Linked DNA regions of Homo sapiens: region 2 is linked to region 1. Evidence: read pairs that join two places in POLR2A ChIA-PET (ENCODE). Cell type or tissue: PC-9. All regions are shown on one strand. Each heading gives the region's core, and the rest is flanking DNA. Links, peaks and the distances in the headings are about the cores only. Region 1 has its middle 160 kb from the start of UBE2E2-DT. Region 2 has its middle 220 kb from the start of UBE2E2-DT.

What was found. Peaks named below come from ENCODE experiments on the same cell type or tissue, not always from the same donor. Only the 100,000 strongest peaks of a DNase experiment are listed, where the experiment ranks them.
Region 2: POLR2A ChIA-PET joins it to region 1 with 5 read pairs; 1 of 35 experiments calls an interaction of 5 or more read pairs at or near these places.

Annotation. Positions count from the first base shown.
Region 1 is chr3:23,034,984-23,044,933 of GRCh38, forward strand. No RefSeq gene overlaps it. Among named protein-coding and RNA genes, the nearest start is that of UBE2E2-DT, 160 kb to the right of the region's middle. RefSeq lists an enhancer at 668-1,168. In PC-9, for the core only: no CTCF peak of the experiment used is centred there; a DNase peak (open chromatin) is centred at 7,588.
Region 2 is chr3:22,978,074-22,988,023 of GRCh38, forward strand. No RefSeq gene overlaps it. Among named protein-coding and RNA genes, the nearest start is that of UBE2E2-DT, 220 kb to the right of the region's middle. In PC-9, for the core only: no CTCF peak of the experiment used is centred there; a DNase peak (open chromatin) is centred at 5,348.

The sequences.
Region 1 (9,950 bases), core at 4,941-9,940:
CCTGAAGAGTGTTTTCTAACTTGGTTCCATTCACCCCATCATTTTCAGATACATCAATCAAACGTAGATTTGGTCTTTTCCCATAGTCCCATATTTCTTGGAGGCTTTGTTCATTTCTTTTTACTCTTTTTTCTCTAACCTTGTTTTCTCGCTTCATTTCATTAATTTGATTTTCGATCACGATACCCTTTCTTCCACTTGATCAAATCGGCTATTGAAGCTTGTGCATGCCTCACAAAGTTCTCATGCCATGGTTTTCAGCTCCATCAGGTCACTGAAGGTCTTCTCTACACTGTTTATTCTAGTTAGCCATTCATCTAACCTTTTTTCAAGGTTTTTAGCTTCCTAGTGATGGGTTTGAACATGCTCCTTTAGCTTGGAGAAGTCTGTTATTACCCACCTTCTGAAGCCTACTTCTGTCAACCCGTCAAAATCATTCTCCATCCAGCTTTGTTCCATTGCTGGTGAGGAGCTGCGATCCTTTGCAGGAGAAGAGGCACTCTGGTTTTTAGAATTTTCAGCTTTTCTGCTCTGGTTTCTCTCCATCTTTGTGGTTTTATCTACCTTTGGTCTTTGATGTTGGTGACCTACAGATGGGGTTTTGGTGTAGATGTCCTTTTTGTTGATGTTGGTGCTATTCCTTTCTGTTTGTTAGTTTTCCTTCTAACAGTCAGGTCCCTCAGCTGCAGGTCTGTTGGAGTTTGCTGGAGGTCCACTCCAGACCCTGTTTGCCTGGATATCACCAGCAGAAGCTGCAGAACAGCCAATATTGCAGAAGGGCAAATATTGCTGCCTGATCCTTCCTCTGGAAGCTTCATCCCAGAAGGGCTCCTGCCTATATGAGTTGTCTGTCGGCCCCTACTGGGAGCTGTCTCCCAGTTAGGCTACACGGGGGTCAGGGACCCACTTGAGGAGGCAGTCTGTCCATTCTCATTCTCAGAGCTCAACCACTGCTCTGGGAGAACAACTGCTCTCTTCAAGCTGTCAGACAGGGACGTTTAAGTCTGCAGAAGCTGTCTGCTGCCTTTTGTTCAAATATGACCTGCCCACAGAGGTGGAGTCTATAGAGGCAGTAAGCTGTGCTGAGCTGTGGTGGGCTCCACCCAGTTCAAGCTTCCTGGCCTCTTTGTTTACCTATTCAAGCCTCAGCAATGGTGGACGCCCCTCCCCCATCCAGGCTGCCACCTCGAAGTTTGATCTCAGACTGCTGCAATAGCAGTGAGCAAGGCTCCATGGGCGTGGGACCTGCCAAGCCAGGCATAAGGGAGAATCTCCTTGTCTGCCAGTTGCTAAGACCTTGGGAAAAGTGCATTATTCAGGCAGGAGTGTCCCGTTTTTCCAGGTACAGCCTGTCCTGGCTTCCCTTGGCTAGGAAAGGGAAATCCCCCAACCCCTTGCACTTCCTGGGTGAGACGACACCCCACCCTGCTTCGGCTCATGCTCCATGGGCTGTACACACTGTCCAAACTGGTTGGACCCATCTTCTGCATCAATCACGCTGGGAGCTGCAGACTGGAGCTGTTCCTATTCGGCCATCTTGGAATGGATCCCTTCCCTCTACTATATTAATCATTAAATTTTCTTCTTCACATTTTAACACTTCCATGGAATTTTTTTTTAATTTTCATAGAGTACTCTTCCCCTTGTCTGACTTCTCTCAAGAATACTAAGGTGAAGTCTATATTTATAAGAATTATGCCCAGTATTTCTACCATACTATTTTTTTCTAAATACAGTATTTTTTTTATTTTGTGCTATATCAATGGATTAATTACGACTTAAGTCACTATCTCTAAGTCCCAGATGAGTTATTCATTAATTTCCTTAAATACCCAACGAAACTCTTTGACATCTCTCTGATCTAGACTCTCCCTTAATGACTCTGTTCTCCACTTCTTACTTACTTTCCGTTTTTCTTATGTCACTTCTATAATTAGAAAGAACACTGGGGCTACAAAATGTGGTCTTTAAACACCCAAAGGGCAAAAGCAAACATTCCATGAGAGTCAAAGAGAAACTGAAGCACCAAAAAAAGAACGATGACTTAGCCAAATTAACTCCCCCAGGAAATTATTTAAACTATTATGAAAGTGTTTTATAGTATGATAAGAGTAAAAAGCAAAAATGAAAAGACAGATATTCTGCTGCAAATTTTCTCTTGTAGTTAGGTAGATACATAAATATAGACAACTAGATGATAATTATCATATCAAGAAATGCTATTATACCCAAGCACATGGAGAAATTCCTGCCAATTTGGAATGTGAAACAAATTTAGTACAATAGAGCAATGTGCATATTGTCCTGCTGGAAAACTATTTGTTTAAACTAGGAAGTGGTAAATGACATCACATACACAAGGTTGATGGGTAAAATCACTTGCTGTGGAACCATGAAGATGGTAAATCCAGCACCACCCAAAAGGTGGATGCAAGGACTGCTCCTTGCACAGAAATCCTCCATCCACTAAGAAATGCCTTGCTTTTCATTTTTTCTCTCAAAGGAAACTTTCTCTTTTCTTTAATATCTCCATTTAGGCCAAAATATAAAATGTATCTACTTTCTTGCTTTTTTCAGCTATTCCTCGCTCATTAAGTTTCCTACTAAACATGTTATTGATTTTTAAAGTTCTAATAATTATATGAGTACTTTAGCTACTAAAATAGCCACCATTTTTTGAACTCCCACTATGTACCAGGCAATAGTAAGCATTTTCTATAAATAGCATTTTTTTATTCACAGAACAACTATATGAAGCAGAAATTATCCTGATTTTTACAGGAGAAGAAACTGAGCCTTAGGTGAAGGAACTTTGTCAAGGTCTCCCAGTTATTAAGGGGCAGAGGAAGACTTGAAACTCAGGTCTGATTTTCAACACATATATATTTTCCACATTATTCTGCCTTGTCTAGAAAAGTGATATTTTTGGCTGGGCGCAGTGGCTCACGCCTGTAATCCCAGCACTTTGGGAGGCTGAGGTGGGCAGATCACCTGAGGTCAGGAGTTTGAGGCCAGCCTGGCCAACATGGTGAAACCCTGTTTCTACTAAAAATACAAAAAAATTAGCCAGGCATGGTGGCACGCACCTGTAATCCCAGCTACTCTGGAGGCTGAGGCAGGAGAATTGCTTGAACCCAGGAAGCAGAGGTTGCAGTGAGCCAAGACTGCACCACGGCACTCCAGCTTGGGCAACAAGAGCGAAACTCCATCTTGAAGAGAAGAGAAGAGAAAAAAAAAGAAAAGAAAAGAGATATTTTGACAGCACACAAGCTAGGTACTCCTTCATTCAATGACATGAAAAAGCAGGCTTAATTCATTTTGTTGTCATTGAACCAATTCAAAACAATTACATACAATTTAAATTTGTAAGGAAAACATAAATTTATAAAATGAATGCTTTATGCCTTTGGAATGCATATGATATTGATAATGATCCATTGCTATCTGAGTTTTAAATTTTGCCATTTTTCTGCCTGAATCATTTGGAGATCAGGTAGAAGTTCAAGCCAAATTTTATTGAAAAATAGGCAAAAATTTCATCTATATTCACTAACCCCTAAAGAAGCTGAAATTTTCCCTTACCATTGATCCATTGCAGATTTTTTATCATGTTCCCTCGTACTAAATCAAAATAAATGAGGCCATGTCTAGCAGTTAAGCACTCACTGTCCAGATGTTTGCACTCAAGTGCACCCAGCTAAAAGTAGATAAGATTCATGTTCAAAATCCTTCTAGAAATACTTCCTCATTTAGTGCTAGTTTAATGTGAAAAGTGCTAAGCCATATCTTATATTGTAGAATTGCCTTCTTCTAACAATAGAGAAACATTTTATTAACCAGCCAAATTATTTTCCACCTACTGGAAAGTCTCTCGTAAAATTATTCCCCCTAGTGATAACAAGAGCTGGAGCCAATGCCAATCCTCTGAAATGATAGCCACAATAATCCACTACAAAAATGATTACATGAAGTTTGCTTTTAGGAAATAATGCAAAAGTAAAAATTACTCAAATTAAACAATTGATGATTTCCCATTACAACCATCCACAGAAATATTTATGATGAATATCTTCACTATATTTAGAGTGGTAAAATGCTCCTCTCTAATTATAATAACTAAACCATTCCATCACTGGAAGAATACTGTGGCTAATGTCAACATTATACAGTGAATCTTAGCATTACAAAACACCAGTGAGTTCTACAAACTTCTATTTGTAAAAATTGAACTATGTTAGGCACCATGAGGCATAGAAAGATAAACAAGAGATTCTACCTGCCATTCAGGTGTCTATTAGAAGGATTCTTAAAATCTGTGCACTAAAAATTTAACAAAAAATTGTTAAATATATACGAGAGGCACAAAGAAAATGCCATGAAAAACCGAAGTGTTTGTTTCAGGTGAGAAAAAATCAACAAAAACATAATGAAAGAGTTAGTGTATGTGCCTCCACTTTCAGTTTGGGTAGGCTGTCAAGAGGTGAAGAGGAGGATAGAACAATGTGGGCAGAATAGGTAAACAGGAGAGGAAGAGACAGGTTTGACTAAGGCCTCAAATTACAAAAGGGACAGACATACATAAGGAATCTGAATACAAATGTAGACATTATAAGATCACTCCGGAAACGGAAGAAGCTTGAGAGGTTCTCATTTTCCTTTGAGTCCTTTGAGCAAGAAGTATATGCTCTAACTTATCCTTAAAGAAGTCACTGCACAAAGGGCCAAGATCAATAATCTGGAGAGATGACAGACTGGCAAAAAGACTCCTGCGATTGTAAAAGTCAAAGGTGTAGAAAACCTAAAATAAGGCAATGACCAAACATAATATTATAAGCCACTTAATCTTCCCATATCTCAGTTTATCAGTTTGCTAAATACAGACAATACATATGTTACATCCTACAAATAATTGAAACATTAGCAATGAAAAGTTTATTAACTAAATTCAAAAATTCAAAACAATGCATATCAAATTTAGATTCACCACAAAAAAACTTAACACTACTTAGAAATTTAGTTTGGTATATCTATAAAGAGCTTTTAACATTCATAATTTTCTAAAACAATGCTAAACTCATTTTGAAACTGAATTAAAGGTAACTTTTAAAAAATTACATATTGGCCGGCCGCAGTGGCTCACGCCTGAAATCCCAACACACTGAGAGGCCGAGGCTGCGGGATCACCTGAGTGATCACAGGAGTTCGAGACCAACCTGGCCAACATAGGGAAACTCTGTCTCTACTAAAAATACAAAAATTAGCTGGGCGTGGTGGCACATGCCTGTAATCCTAGCTACTCAGGAGGCTGAGGCAGGAGAATCACTTGAACCTGGGAGGTGGAGATTGCAGTAAGCCGAGATCACACTGCTGCACTCCAGCAAGGGGGACAGGGCAAGTTTCTGTCTCAAAAAAAAAAAAGTTACATGTTAAGTGTGCTTAAATTCTCTCAAGCTAATATTTAGTATTCATCTTATTGCAGTAAAAGTTGTTCACATTTTAGCAAGAGCTTTGGAAAATAGCGCTATTCAAACTGATGCATTTTTTTTAGCATTGGAGTTGCTCAGCTGAAAATGTATGTATTTGGAGTTTTTATTTTTATATATAAATAATTTGTATATTTGAATTTCTATCCTCTTCAGTTCCTGTGGTATGCCACAAATGTTTGGTAAGATTTAAAGTGTTAAATCTTTAAGATACTAGATGATCTTAGAAGTGGAAATCTATTATACATTTGTGAACTAACAATTAGTCTATGTAACTACAAATTAATATGAAATTGCCGGTTCAGTTACTGGGAGTATAAATGTTAGAAAAAATACTGAAATGCTTTGCAAAGTGGCTTATGAGTTTAAACCTGCTAGTGATTTTTCAAAAGGTGAATAGGAATAATTCTTTCTCTCACTTCATCTTGTTATAACAAGAATAAAAATTCCACAACAGTAATGACCATTTATTTTTAATCATAAAGAAGAATTGTACAAGATATGTGTAAAGAAATTTTGCTGAGACATTAAAAGACTTAAGTAAATGTACATTGACCATATTTCTGGATTGGAAGACTCAAAATTGAAAAAATATTAATTCTCTGCAAAATAATATGTGAATATTAATAGAATACCAAATAAAATTGTAAGAAAATTTGGGAGGAGAGACAACTCAAAAAAAATAATTCCCAGTTTGATTAGAAGAATAAAAAACATGAAAATTGAATACCCAGAAATTTTCTGAAAAAGAAGAATGATAACAGAAACTTATTCTGCCAGGTTTTTAAATACATTTTAAAGTAATAGGCTGAATGTGGTGGATCATGCCTGTAATCCCAGCACTTTGGGAGGCCAAGGTGGGTGGATCACTTGAGCCCAGGAGTTTGAGACCAGCCTGGGCAACATGGCGAGACCCCATCTCTGCAAAACATGCAAAAAAATTAGCCAGGTCTGGTGGCACACACCTGTGGTGCCAGCTACTTGGGAGGCTGAGATGGGAGGATTGCTTGAGGCTGGGAGGCTGATGCTGCAGTGAGCTGAGATGCCGCTACTGCACTCCAGCCTGGGTGACAGAGCAAGACCCTGTCTCAGTAAGTAAGTAAGTAAGTTACAAAAATGAAAAGGGCTTGACAAGGGAGCCAGAAAATAAAAGAAACACAACAGAATAAATAAGTGGTTAATGGTCATAGGGAGGGACTTTGAGTCAGTGGACAAATGGTAGGTATTCAGTAAATGTTGCCAGGAAACTGGAGAAAAATCTGTGGTCAAATAGAAAAAGAAAATTTTATCCCTAATTCATACTTTCTTTCAGAATAAAATTCAAATGAATTAAAAATATAAATATTAAAATGTAATTAGAAGCATACAGAAGGGAAATTACCCATAATCAAGGCATGGAAAACTGTCCAAAGATGATATAACCTGAAAAAGGCCAATAAATCTGACTGCAGAAAACTATTTAACACTGAACTGCAACAATGCCAAAAACAAGATTAAATTTTAAAAGGGGGCCAGAGAAATTATAATACATGAGGCAAAGTGTTACCATAAAAATGAGATGTTTTTCACAACTATTACTCAAGGTCCTGGCAAAAAACAGATGGCACACTCAAGCAGGGTGACTGGAGGAGTTTAATAAGAGTACATTTTACAAAAGTGTGGACAAGGCTAAGGGAAAATCAGCCAAAGGTGATGAAGCACCCCAGGGCTAGCAACAGCCCAGCAGAGATCCATTTCCCACCCTAGGTCAGAATGGAAAAGGATGGGAGAAGTTGCTGGAATCTAGAATGAGTAGAGACCACCAGATAGAAGCTATAGCCTTTGGTAGAAGGATACAGCCCACCCACCAACAACCTGGCAGAAAGGAGGCAAAGGAATAATTGCTTTGACCTCACTCTGCTTCCATGTGTGCTTGTCCCACCAATGGCTCCATTGGCTGACCCGTAAGGAAGCCAGAGGTCACAGAGCCCACAAATGCTCCAAAGGGCAGGGTGGGGAAGGGTGGGGAGTACATTTGGAGGTGGAAATGGAAAACTCGTCATTGGAAAATATTAAAAGAATGATTTATCAGTGCCAGAGAGGGTGTGGCGAACTGGGGATTCATGGGAGTACATGTTTGTGGTTGCAGAAATATTTCCACCCTTCGGGAGGTTAAGTTGACAACATGAAATGTCAATATCCTGCAACCTACAAATTCTACTTCAAAGGATCTATCATTCAAAAATAGTCAATGAACTAGTATGTGTGTGTATACATACCTGTGTATATGTATATGTCTGTATATATACACATGTATATTCATCACAGCATTGTTTATTACAATGAAACTTTTGTAATAACCTAAATGTCTATCAGTAGGAAGTTGGTTAAATATATTATTGTATTTATAAACTGGACGACTGTGCTGACATTAAAATTGATTATTTAGGCTTATGTATCTTAATAAGGAAAGATGATCATAATAAGTCATTAAATGACAAAATTAACACATAGGGGCAAAAAAGAAATCTAAAGGGATATGTACCTAGTGGAAGTGGCAAAACTGTGGGTTGTTTCGGTTTATTACTTGTATTCCTGGTTATGTGTGTGTTTTTCAATTTTTTCAAACAATAAACATGAATTACTGCTTAGTGGTTGATGGTGTGTTTTAGAAAAAAAGACGAAAATTTTTTAATGTGAAAGTAACTCTAACAGTAGATATTTTGGGCTTTTTTCAATTTGGTTTCTTTCTTGTTTCAAAAGAAAAATGTGTGCCCTTTATTAACCAAGAAAACTAGATAGAGCTCTGTACCAGGGTAAATGAGGGCCTCTGTAATAAAAAGCCTGGGTAATGGAGAGCTATAAATATTTATAAGAGAATTGTATTTGGTAAGGAAAGATGTTTCTAATGATTTTTTTAAAGTACATTATAGAGTTGCTTCAGCCACAAAAATGACAGGCTCACCACTCATCAAACTCATCTTTTTTTTTCAACTTCTAAAATACACTGTCAACCTCACAGCATGAAGCCCATTATAAATTGCAGTCCTAGTTTTACATTAATATCAAAATAAGACTAACAAAATTTAAGTGTCAAGCTCTATACTGCACATAGTATTATTTATGTTTTATAGAGAAACTGAGGTTTTTTAAAATCCCTCAATATCAATTAGATTAACTGGTTGTTCTTAGCTATTAGTAGAAGGCAATTTATTCACAGAGATAATCAGAAAATTAGTCTATGAAATAAAAGTATGTCCCATTCTGTGAGCTGCATTAAAAAACACAATGTCTGCCTTCAAGTTAAAAATGACAAGTGACCAAATACATTTCTCTCTTCTTCCTCCTAGGACCCTACTAATAATAGTGAAGATATATAAATATATATATACAGACTCAGGCATTGGGCAACCAAACACTCATATATATATATATATGAACTAAACTGATGGGTCAGAAGGGATCCCCCCGCACAGCACAGCTGCACTACCAAAACAGCCAGACTGCCTCTTTAAGCAGGCCCCTGATCCATTCCTCCTCACTGGATGGGACCTCCCAACCAAGGTCTCCAGCCACCCTTGCCCATGTTTTCTGGCCAGGGATTTGATTTCTCCCTGGGACAGAGTCCCAAGAGGGAGGGGTGGGCCACCATCTTTGCTGTTTTCACAACTTAGATGTTCCAGTCTGTGGCCTTGGAAGATCCCAAGCCAGCCAGGGGTGGAAGTGGTGCCCCAGCACACTTGCTCTACCAAAGAGTGGCTAGACTGCTTATTTAAGTGAGTCCCCAATCCCATTCCTCCTGACTGGGTAAGACCTCCAAATTGGGGTCTCCATCTGCCTCCTACAGGTGTGTTCAGGCCAGCAACATGTCTGTACCCCCGCTGGGACAGAGCCCCCAGAGGAAGGAGTAGGCTGCCATCTTTGCTGTTTCACAGCCATCACTGGTGATACCTCCAGGTACTGGAAAAACTGAGGTAACTAGAGCAGATCCCCAGCAAACCACAGCAGCCCCGTGGAAAAGCGGCCATACTTCTAAAAGGGAAAAAAAAAATCCTCATCCAACAACCTCAAGATTGAAGGTAGATAAGCCCACAAAGATGAGAAAGAATCAGCACAGGAACACTAAAAACTCAAAGAGCCAGAGTGCCCACTTTCCTCCAAATGACCACATCATCTCTCCAGCAAGGGTTTGGAACTGGGCTGAGGCTGAGATAGCTGAAATAACAGAAGTAGAATTCAGAATGTGGATGAAAATAAACTTCAGTGAGCTAAAGGAGCACATTGTAACCCAATGCAAGCCAAAAACCATGATAAAGCATTGCAGGGGCTGACAGATAAAATAGCCAGTATAAAGAAGAACATAACCAACCTGATAGAACTGAAAAACACACTACAAGAATTTCATAATGCAATTACAAGTATTAATGGCAGAATAAACTAAGTAGAGGAAAGAATCTCAGAACTTCAGGACTGTCTTTCTGAAATAAG
Region 2 (9,950 bases), core at 3,106-8,105, 59 kb before region 1:
GTGTATAGTGAGCCTCACCCTCAAAACTGAAACTAAAAGAGAAGACAGAAAGGTGATTTGGCTGCACTGAGAAACATTGAAGCCATTTATAATATAAAAACAACTCAGTGTTACAGGTTTTCAAAGTTTCTGCATTTAGAAAATCTTAGACACTTCTGCTGAGAGTTTTCAGAACCGTTGGAAGCCAACAGCAAAAACTAGGAACCAACTTATTCGTGCTTAGTTAGATTAGATGACCTCTTATGAAAGATGATAAGAGGAGCATGAACAAAGTTCTCTTGCCTTAAAATTATTATCTCTCATTACTATCTCACACATATACCTGTACCCATACTGCCTTTCATTTATTAGATAAAAAAAGAATTGCCCCCGTATTCAACCGCAAGCATACATGGAAAGAATACTGCATTGTTATAACTATCATATATACATCCTTTAGTGTGAGCTTTCTTGTCACATGTCTTCCAAGTGCTTCAGAATCCAAGAGCATACCCGAATGCAGGGGGCTGAGAATAGCACTGGTCTCCTGGAAAAGAGGCAGGAACACTGCAAGGGAAGCTGGAAGGGCCTGAAAAATAAACATTGCCAGCTTCATAGCTTTTCCTGGAGCCACCTCAGTAGGAGGATCCCATAAATCAAGAAGCCCACAATATTTCCCTGCCCATATACAACAAGTGTTCACAATTCCAATAATTTTATTACTTGGGTTTAAAAAATTTTCCCCAAATTACCTCATTATCAGAATCATCTAGGATGCTTGTTAAAAACACAGATTCCTAAGGTCCCATCCCAAGCACACTGAATCAGATGCTCCCAGGAGGGTCCTGGGAATTCACAACAAGTCTTCAGGTGGTTCCAATAATCAGGTTAAATTTGGGAAGTAGTGGGTTAGTAAAATGTCTCATCATAATACTCATTAGGTGGACTGTGTATAAACAGATTTCTGAGCCACAGAACCACTGGATCAGAATATGCAGGGCCCCCAAGAGTGCCAGGAGGTGGTTATAGTCAGTGTCTTAGCTCGGGCTGCCATAGCAAAACACCATTGACTGGATGGCTTTAAAAGCAGACATTTATTTCTCACAGTTCACAGTTCTAAGTTCAAGATCAAGGTGCTGGCAAGGAAAGTTTCACTGAAGCCTTCTTCTCTTGGTTTGTAGGCAGCCACCATCTCCCTGTGTGCTCATGGGACCTCGTCTTGGTTCTCCCTGGGGACAGGCAGGTTTAGGTCTCTCTAGTGTCTCTTCTTAGAAGGGTACAACACATCATGATGGTCCTACCGTCGTGACCTCTTCTAACCCTAATTACCTTTCCAAAGGACCCATCTTCAAATATCCATTACACTGTGAGCTTCAACTTACGGACTTGGGAAAAGGAGTGACGCAAACGTTCAGACCATTACAGTCAGATATTTTTTAAACCATGGGTTAGATAATGATTTAAATGAAGCTTCTTCCAAAATTCTTAGGTTACCTGGGAAATGACAGCACATTTCAACTACCATCAGGCATTTATTCATTAGGAAGGCCTAGTTTAACTGGTAAATAGTAAAACCCGAAACAAATAGGTCACAGGGAAAATCATTTTTAAAGACGCATTCGAAGAGAATGAGGGATTCCACCTAAGGAGGCTGAGGTGGGATGAAACATGAGTGGTAGGGCAGCGCTTCCCCAACTTTAATGCACACCTGAATCACCTGTAGTCTGTTGTAAGCAGGTTCTGACTCAACAGGTCTGGGGTGGGGCCTGAGACTCTGCCTTTATCAGCTGCTGGTCCACAGATCACACTTTAAGTAAAGGGGTAAGGCTGGCAGTTCAAGTAGCTAGACTTCTACATCTGTGGGGTATGATACAAAAGACAGGCTTTTTCAATTTAAATTTTTTGCTTAGTCAACCATCTAATACCACTGCAGAAGGCTGACTTCCAAAATACCATCTAGAAGAAAAGAGTTTCAGAAATGCCAGTGCTGAGCTCTGTTGCTCTCAACTTTATTAAAAATAACTTCAAAAGCACATTAAGAGATTATACCAGAGGTTTCTAAAATATCTGACTTCACAGAGTCCTCACTGCCTCTGTAATCTTTTCACAATGGCGCAGTCCAAAAGAAATACCCAACTGTTCTGTTTATTAAGTAGTCAGGTCCATACAACTTACTGAGGGTTTTTTTGTCCTAACATCTTAGTAGCCATTTGAAAAAATTACACACATAAGCTGAAAGAAGAAAAAATTTCTTATTTTTTCCTTAAATATTAGGTTGGTGCAAAAGTAATTACGATTTGGCCATACTTTTAATGGCGAAAACCGCAATTACTTTTGCCCCAACCTAATAACTACGACTATCTATTGCAGTGTGTGAATCTATTGGGCACTGCACAACTTCTCAAATTTTGGAGTCCCCCTTGTTTCCCTTTGCACATTGCTTTTGGTGTGGTAATTGCTGCTTATCACAACAACTGTCAAGAACCCAGCTTCAAAAATAGATGACGCTGTTGAAAGGAATGCAGTGTAATCTATTGAAGAAACTGTCAGCTCTCTTAGGCTAGTACTTTACGTGTTTTCCAACAAATATTGAATATCTCTGTCCTTTCCTGTAAAACAAATATTTCTAAGGCGCCCCAAGGTACCTTGGCTCTGTTTGGGAACTGTAAGATCATACCCCTTACAAAGTACTAATGGTTACCAAAGGCAAAGTAAGAATTCTAAAAGAACATAGAAACTTTTGAAAATAATAGCTACAAAAAAAATACAACAAAATTCCTCTTAGATTTATTATAGAGAAACTGGCTATTCTCTGGCTGATTAGAACAAAAGCATATCCTTCTTAATGTTAGGATTCTTAAAATAAAATGTTTATAATTTTTTGAAGGAAAATTATCTTTCTAATACTTTCCCAGTAATAATATATCACTTTTCATCAGAAAAAAAAGGATTAACATCTAATTATTATTGTTCTTTTATTTTCTTACGTTCACCTTCTATTTCCTTGACATTAGACTTCAAATTAAATGTAAGGAACAATTCCGAACATTCAAGCCTCACAAAAAAAAGGAATCTTGATTGATTAGAAGTTTTACTTTATGTACCTACAATTTCCCAGTAGTCCTATTTCTCAATCAGAATTTGAATAATCTTTACAACTTGTATTCCCCCAAACTCAGATTTAATGACTCAGTAGGTTCAGAAAGAGAAATAACAGCTGCAGCTCATCCCGCTGTGCTATTCAGTAATGACAATGTTATACCACATTAGCAATTGTGACATTAATAAAAAGAAGCCCATAGGATTAACCAGAGACAGCTGACTTTAGTCAAATGTAGGTCAGGCTTTGTTTGCTCAGAAGCTGGTAATAAATTCCCAGGTAACTGCTCTCATGTGTCACACATATATGTCAGGAGCATAATTTCAGCCTCACTAAATGATTCACATTTTTAAGTTTCCGTAAGCCATTTTTGAATTATTGTTAAGCATTTAATTCCGCCATCAGGCCTATAGGCTCCTTAAAATTATTAACTTATGTGACATTACAGCATGTTTTTCCTTCAGGCAACACTTAAAAACACCTTGGAGGGTTTCATGTTCACCTTCCAGATACTGAAGTTCTTACTAGCAGAGGCTCAGGGGTCACCCCTAATTTACAGCATAGTTACAGAGGAAATGGTATTGATGGCTAAGAAAGCCACCTGTCATCACAAAGTTCTCATTGTCAGGAAATATCATTGAAAGCTTAACATGAGTATTGCATTCTTAATCAATTCTTATGGTGGGCTATATACAAACAAGAAGTCCATAACCATTCTCTAAAATATATTGAAAAATATAAACACTTTGGAAAACAGTTTAGCACTTTCTTTAAAAGTTAAACATACACCTGCCATGTGATCTAGCCATTGCTTTCCTAGGTACTTGTCTAAAACAATGGAACCATATGTCAACAAAAAGACCTGCACAAAAATATTCATAGCAACACAGCATGGCTCACAACTGGAAACAACCCAAATCCACAGGAGAACGGCTAAACAGTGGCATATTTATACACCAGAACACCACTCAGCAATAAAAAGACAAGAGCCATAGATCCATGCAAGAATCACGGACAAATCTCTAAAACATTATGTTCAGTGAAAGTAGCTAGATGTAAAACAGTACATATTGTGTCATTCAATTTATGTGAAATTCTAGAAGTCAAAAACAATCTATGGTGATACAAATCGGAGTGGGGCAGGGATAGACTGCTGGGAGAACAAGAGCACTTTCTGGGGTGTTCTATATCTTGTTGGGGTGATGTTATGTTCATGCATATATTTGTCAGACTCATCAAGCTGTGCATTTAAGATCTGTGCATTAAGATCGGCATCTAAATTATACCTCGATGAATAAAATATATGTGAGTGCTCTGTAAGCTCTTCAATTTTATACTTAAACTTTATTAAGTCAACTACTTTTGTTAAATGCTTATGTAACTGTAAAACATTATGAAGTCTTTTAAACATCAACAAAAAGAGATGTCACCTGAAAGATACTAACTCAATATTACCCAAGTAAGGATAATAAGCAGCATATTTAATGAGTTAAATAAATGGATAATTTTAATTGATTTACATTTTAATTCCTTTTACATGCAAATGGCATAATTTGAAAGCTCTGTTTGTACCTTAGAAAAATATCAATGGGCATAATCGCAATTAAGTACTTAAAGCTAATTTATATTAATGTAGAGAAGCAGCTGCAAGATGAGCCAAAAACAGTAAATGATATAAAAATAATTTGAATGTCTAATATTTACCAGAGTTAGTGACTCTTCTGTCCAAACTTTGCCATTGCCACCACTATGATTCAGACTCCTGCTACCATTTTTTTTTAAGTGGAGCAGATTCCTAATTTGCTTTCCTAATTTGACTGCCTTACCCCTTTTAAAGACATCATATTAATCTTAAAGCACAGCCTAAGCATTTCATGCCATTCATCACAATTACAGTCAGGGTCAGCTCCCTAGTCTGGCATTCAAAGCGCAGTTTTGGTCTGACTACAATCTCTCCCTGGTGGCACCTACTCTCATGGCCGCTTTTTCCCAGCCTCCCACTAATCCATAGATCTCTATACTGAGGCAGCTAGATGGCTCACCTGTTCCTACCCCTCACCCGTTCCGGCTTCTGCTCATGTGCCTCTCCATTTGAACTTTATAGCATATCCAATTCATCCCGGTTTCCAAGATCCACTTTTGTTATCACCTCCTTGTCAAGGAAATTCACCATTTTCCTTACTCAGAGTAATCTTTCTCTCTTAGAAACACTCATCACATTGTATGCCCAGTTCTCTTATCACCACTGTCAATCTTATATTGTGAAATGGTTTGGATTCCAACTCCAGAAAGAAACACGTAGCTTGAAAGCTTAGTTCCTCAGCTGTCAGAATTTAGGCACGTTGCTTCATCTCTCTATGTTTCTGTTTCTTCATCTGTTAAAAAGTAAAATAAAAATAGTATCTCTCTTTTATGATTGTTATAAGCATGAAATTAGATAATGTACATAAAGTGCTTAGTCTGACACACATTTTAAATCCTCAATAATATTTACCCCAAAACTTGCTAGCTAAAAGAGAATAAATTCTCCAAATGGATGAATTATATACTAAGAATTGAGGGAACTTGTAAATGGAAAACATTTTGAGGAATATCAAAAGAAACCAGAAGGTTGGAGGTGGATAACTTTTGCTGCTGTTTTCAAAATAGGACGTAAGTTTGGTTTTAGAAGCTGCAAAATGGTGAAACTGATGTTAATTTGAGGCAGGAAAAGTCTGGGTAAAAGGGAAAACAAAAAAACAAAAAAGGAGAAGTAGTCCAGGTACTGAAGAGAAATAAAAACACATGTCCACACCAAGACTTGTACATGAATATTCATAGCAGCTTTATTCATTATAACAAAAAAAAACTGAAACAAATGTCCACCAACAGGAAAGGGATAAACAAAATGTGTTATATCCCTACAACAGTATACCCCTCAGCAGTACAAAGGAACATACAACTGACAGAGCCACAACACGGGTGAATCTCAAAATCATTGTACTGAGTAAAGGAAGCCAAACACAAAAAAGTACAGCGTGCATAATTCCACTTATATGAAAGTCTAGAAAATGCAACTAACCTATAATGACAGAAAGGAGATCAGTGGTTGGCTGGGGCATGGGGATGGAGGGAAGGAATAACTGGAAAGAAGAGGAGAAAATCGTGGAAGATGATAGAATGTTCTGTGTTTGTGGTGCAGTGTGGTTTCAAGGATATACACATAATTCTGTCAAAACTCATCAAAGTTGTATTCTTCAAATGGGTGTGATTTGCACCATTTTTTTTAAGTCAGTAAGAACCTAAAAAATAAAGTAGTACTGATTGGGGCACAGTATATTTTCATTAAGAAAATGTTACATTTGTTTGACAGTTTTTCCTTCTTCAACCAGGCTCCTGGAACACAATATCTACGAAATGAGTAGATGCAAAGTATCTGAATCTCAGCAGGATATTTGAAGACATTTGTAATGATATGCTGTTGGATCTAATGAAATGTTATGGCCTGGGTGCAGGGACAATGAAAGAATTGAGTCAAGAATCCCCTGTCATCCTAGAAGATTTCTAGTGGCAGGTCACAGGGTTCTGCACCTAGCCTGTTTAAGCCTTTTATCAATTACTTGTCTGAACACCTAAGGGCACAGCCATTGCTTTGTGTTGGCTAAACATTGGTATGTTGGATGACAGATTAGGATCTAAATCATCTTGATAGGCTATAGCAGTAATTTAGGCATAATAGGGTAAAACTTTACAAGGACAACTATTAAATAGACAAATTGAATCTAAAATTTAGCTTTCCAAGTACAAGATAGAGGAACCATGCCATACCAGCAGGACATTAGAAAAGTCAGCCTTAGGGTCATAATCATCAATAAGCTCAGTGTCAACCAACAGTGAAATATAACTCTTAAAGAAGTTAACTTGACCTTGGGTTGCATCGAAAAACACATAAGCTTTAACAGGAAGAAGATGGAAATCATGTTTTATTCTCCATAATAAGCTTACATTTAAAAATATGTCATGAAGTTTTTGGTGAGATGCTTATTGGCGGGGGGAAGATTAGAATTATATCAGAGGGAAAAAAATGTTATGTTTTTAATCTATGAGTTCCTTAAGGACAGGATCCATATTTTAGTCATCTAAGTATCACTAGCACCTGTCTCAATTCCTGCCATGACTATAATTATTGTTTAGAAAGTAAATGATGTTTATATATTGATAAGACTTGAATTGTTGTCACATAAGTAGTGGGAAAGTAACAAGGAATTTTTAGCCTAGGCAATAAAAAAGACTGAAGAAGGGGGAATGAGGGGTGAATCAAGGTGGACAGCACAAAATGTGCCTATGGTAACTGCAGTGAATTATAGATGGCTGAAAATCTTTGTCACTTCCCTCCATTAGGAAGTGGAATTATTTGTCCAGCCCTAGAATCTGGGCTGAATCTGTGACCACTTTGACCAAAAGAATGAAGAGAAAGTGATACTGTAATAGTACCAGGTCCAGTCTTTAAGAAGACTGACAACTTTCACTTGCTTTTTCTTCCACCATGCTAGAAGGAAGCCCAAGCAGCTACAAGGATAGGTCTACATGTGGCAGAATTAAGGCACCCAGCCAGCAAGTGAGGCTGAGTTCCCTGCCAATAGGTAGCATAGACTTGCCAGCCCATGTAAATGAGCCACTTGCAGTAGAGCCTTAACTCCTCAAGCCACCCCGCCTGATGCCATATGAAGTAAAAATGAGCTTTCCCCACTGGGCTTTTGCAAAATCACTAGCAAATAAGATATAGTTGTTGTGTTAAGCCACTGAGTGTTGAGGTGGTTTGTTATGCAGCAAGAAATAGTTGAAACAGTAACCATATTCAAATATATTAAAAGCTATCATATGCATGGTCCCATGGGTTATAATTATAACCAATATGCAGAATTAATACTGATATCCATAACTTGAAACGTTTCACTGAGAAGCAGGTTGGAACCTTAAAGATAAGACCCGACAGAGAAGAAAGTGCCAAAGTTGTAGAGCTCATTTGGCATTAGAACTCGCCTCAAGGAAGTAAGCTCAGGTTCATTTTCAGATGACATCAGTTCCCAAGGGTTTCATCTGCTGGGCATTGTAGTGCCGGGGGAAGACCATTCAGGTTGAATAAGATCCTATCGATCCAATGTCTGGAGAGAGCAGATCAGCATAAGGCTAGAAGGCTTTCAAGACCCCAGTTAAGATGAGATTCAGAATGGATATCAATCCAAGAGGGATCCTGGAGTAACCACCCAAAACCAGAGAAAGCAAAGGTACAAGGATTATGCACCCAGAGTGTGGGTTTAAATGGTATAGTTTGGAATGAGGGCACACCTTAGACCTACCACACATCAGATATGTCAGATATGGTCTTGATTCTGTGATCTGATGGGAATGCAAATCCTAAGGTGCCATCAAGTTAGTTTAGGATTGGCTCAGAAACCAGCCAATTGAAGAACTGGCTAGGAAACTAGAGTGGGCAAGTAGGCAATGGGTGCCTCTTCAGTATCTTTGGCTGGGGGGCTAAGATAAGAGTCTTCTGAGAGGAGCTAGAGGAAAGCAGGTTTTAGTTTAACACAAGGAAGAACTTTCTTAGAGGGGGTGTATTCCTATGATTGCAAAAAACTGAATTATCACCTGCCAGGAGATCTACAGAGAAGATGCATACATCTAATAAGAATGATATCAAATAACTTTTTAATGCCCTTCCAACCCGAGATTTCCTAACACATACATAATGTGAGGGCAAACTGCTTGCACAGAGCACATAGGTGCTCAACAAGGAGTGGATGGATAGACAGAGAGATGGACAGACAACTGGATGGGTAAACTTAAGGATGAATAATGCAGTCTGACATTTTCAAATACTCAGCACCTCCCATCCACAGACACATTAGCCACAGGAAATAAACTGGACCTCAGAAAAAAAGAAATTAAAATGTATTTGTACCTCTAAGAGTCTTCCAAACACTTAGTATCTTGGAGTACCCAAATATATGCTGCATTTTTATGCTTATGAAAGCAATTTCTTAAGAAAATTAGAATTTCATGTGAAAATGTCTTAGTTTGTTCTGACTGGTTGACTCTGAGCAAGGGTCACTGTGGACCTGTATTCACTGGAATTTGGTACATTCAGCACAGCTCAGCTTTAACAGTCAGGAACCCAAGCTCCAGGTACAAAAGACAGCCTTGAGCAACAGAGAAGCAGTGACCAGCCAGGGTCCACGTGTTCTATTATCTCTTCTCCCAGCAGATTTCTCATGCCACATTGTGCTTTATATGCCTTGTACCTATTTTTTAACCTTTGCTCTTGTCACACACTCCCTGGTATGAGACATTTCTGCAGGTCTCTGATGTAGAGTATATACTCTCCTCTAAATAACATGGCCAAGGTTTTAGGCAAATAAATGTCTAACACCTTCATACACAAAGAATATCTTGTTCTTTAAGACAGAGGGTAAAGCTCTATGTTCTAGGGAGTGGTTAACAAATTATTTGAACCACAATCCACACTCAAAAAACATTTTACAACCTAACACAGAGGATACATATAAAATAATATTTACCTCACAATGTGCCATGCATTCCAATATTTTCTATTTCATTTTTCAAGCTGCCAGTGAGAACCCACTAATATGAATTTATGACACACAATACATGGGACTAATGGTCTAAAAGGCACAGCTTAAGGGACAATTATCAAGTAGTATTTACAGGGAGTGTAGCAGTGAACCAAGTGCCCCCAAACTATGCTAACATTAGAAAGTTCTGAGCCCTCAAAACCTATAAATAATGTTGCCATTTTCTAAGAATGAAGCTAATAAGAGTTAATACATAATGGATGAGATTAGCTAAATGTAGAAATTAATTCAAGAAA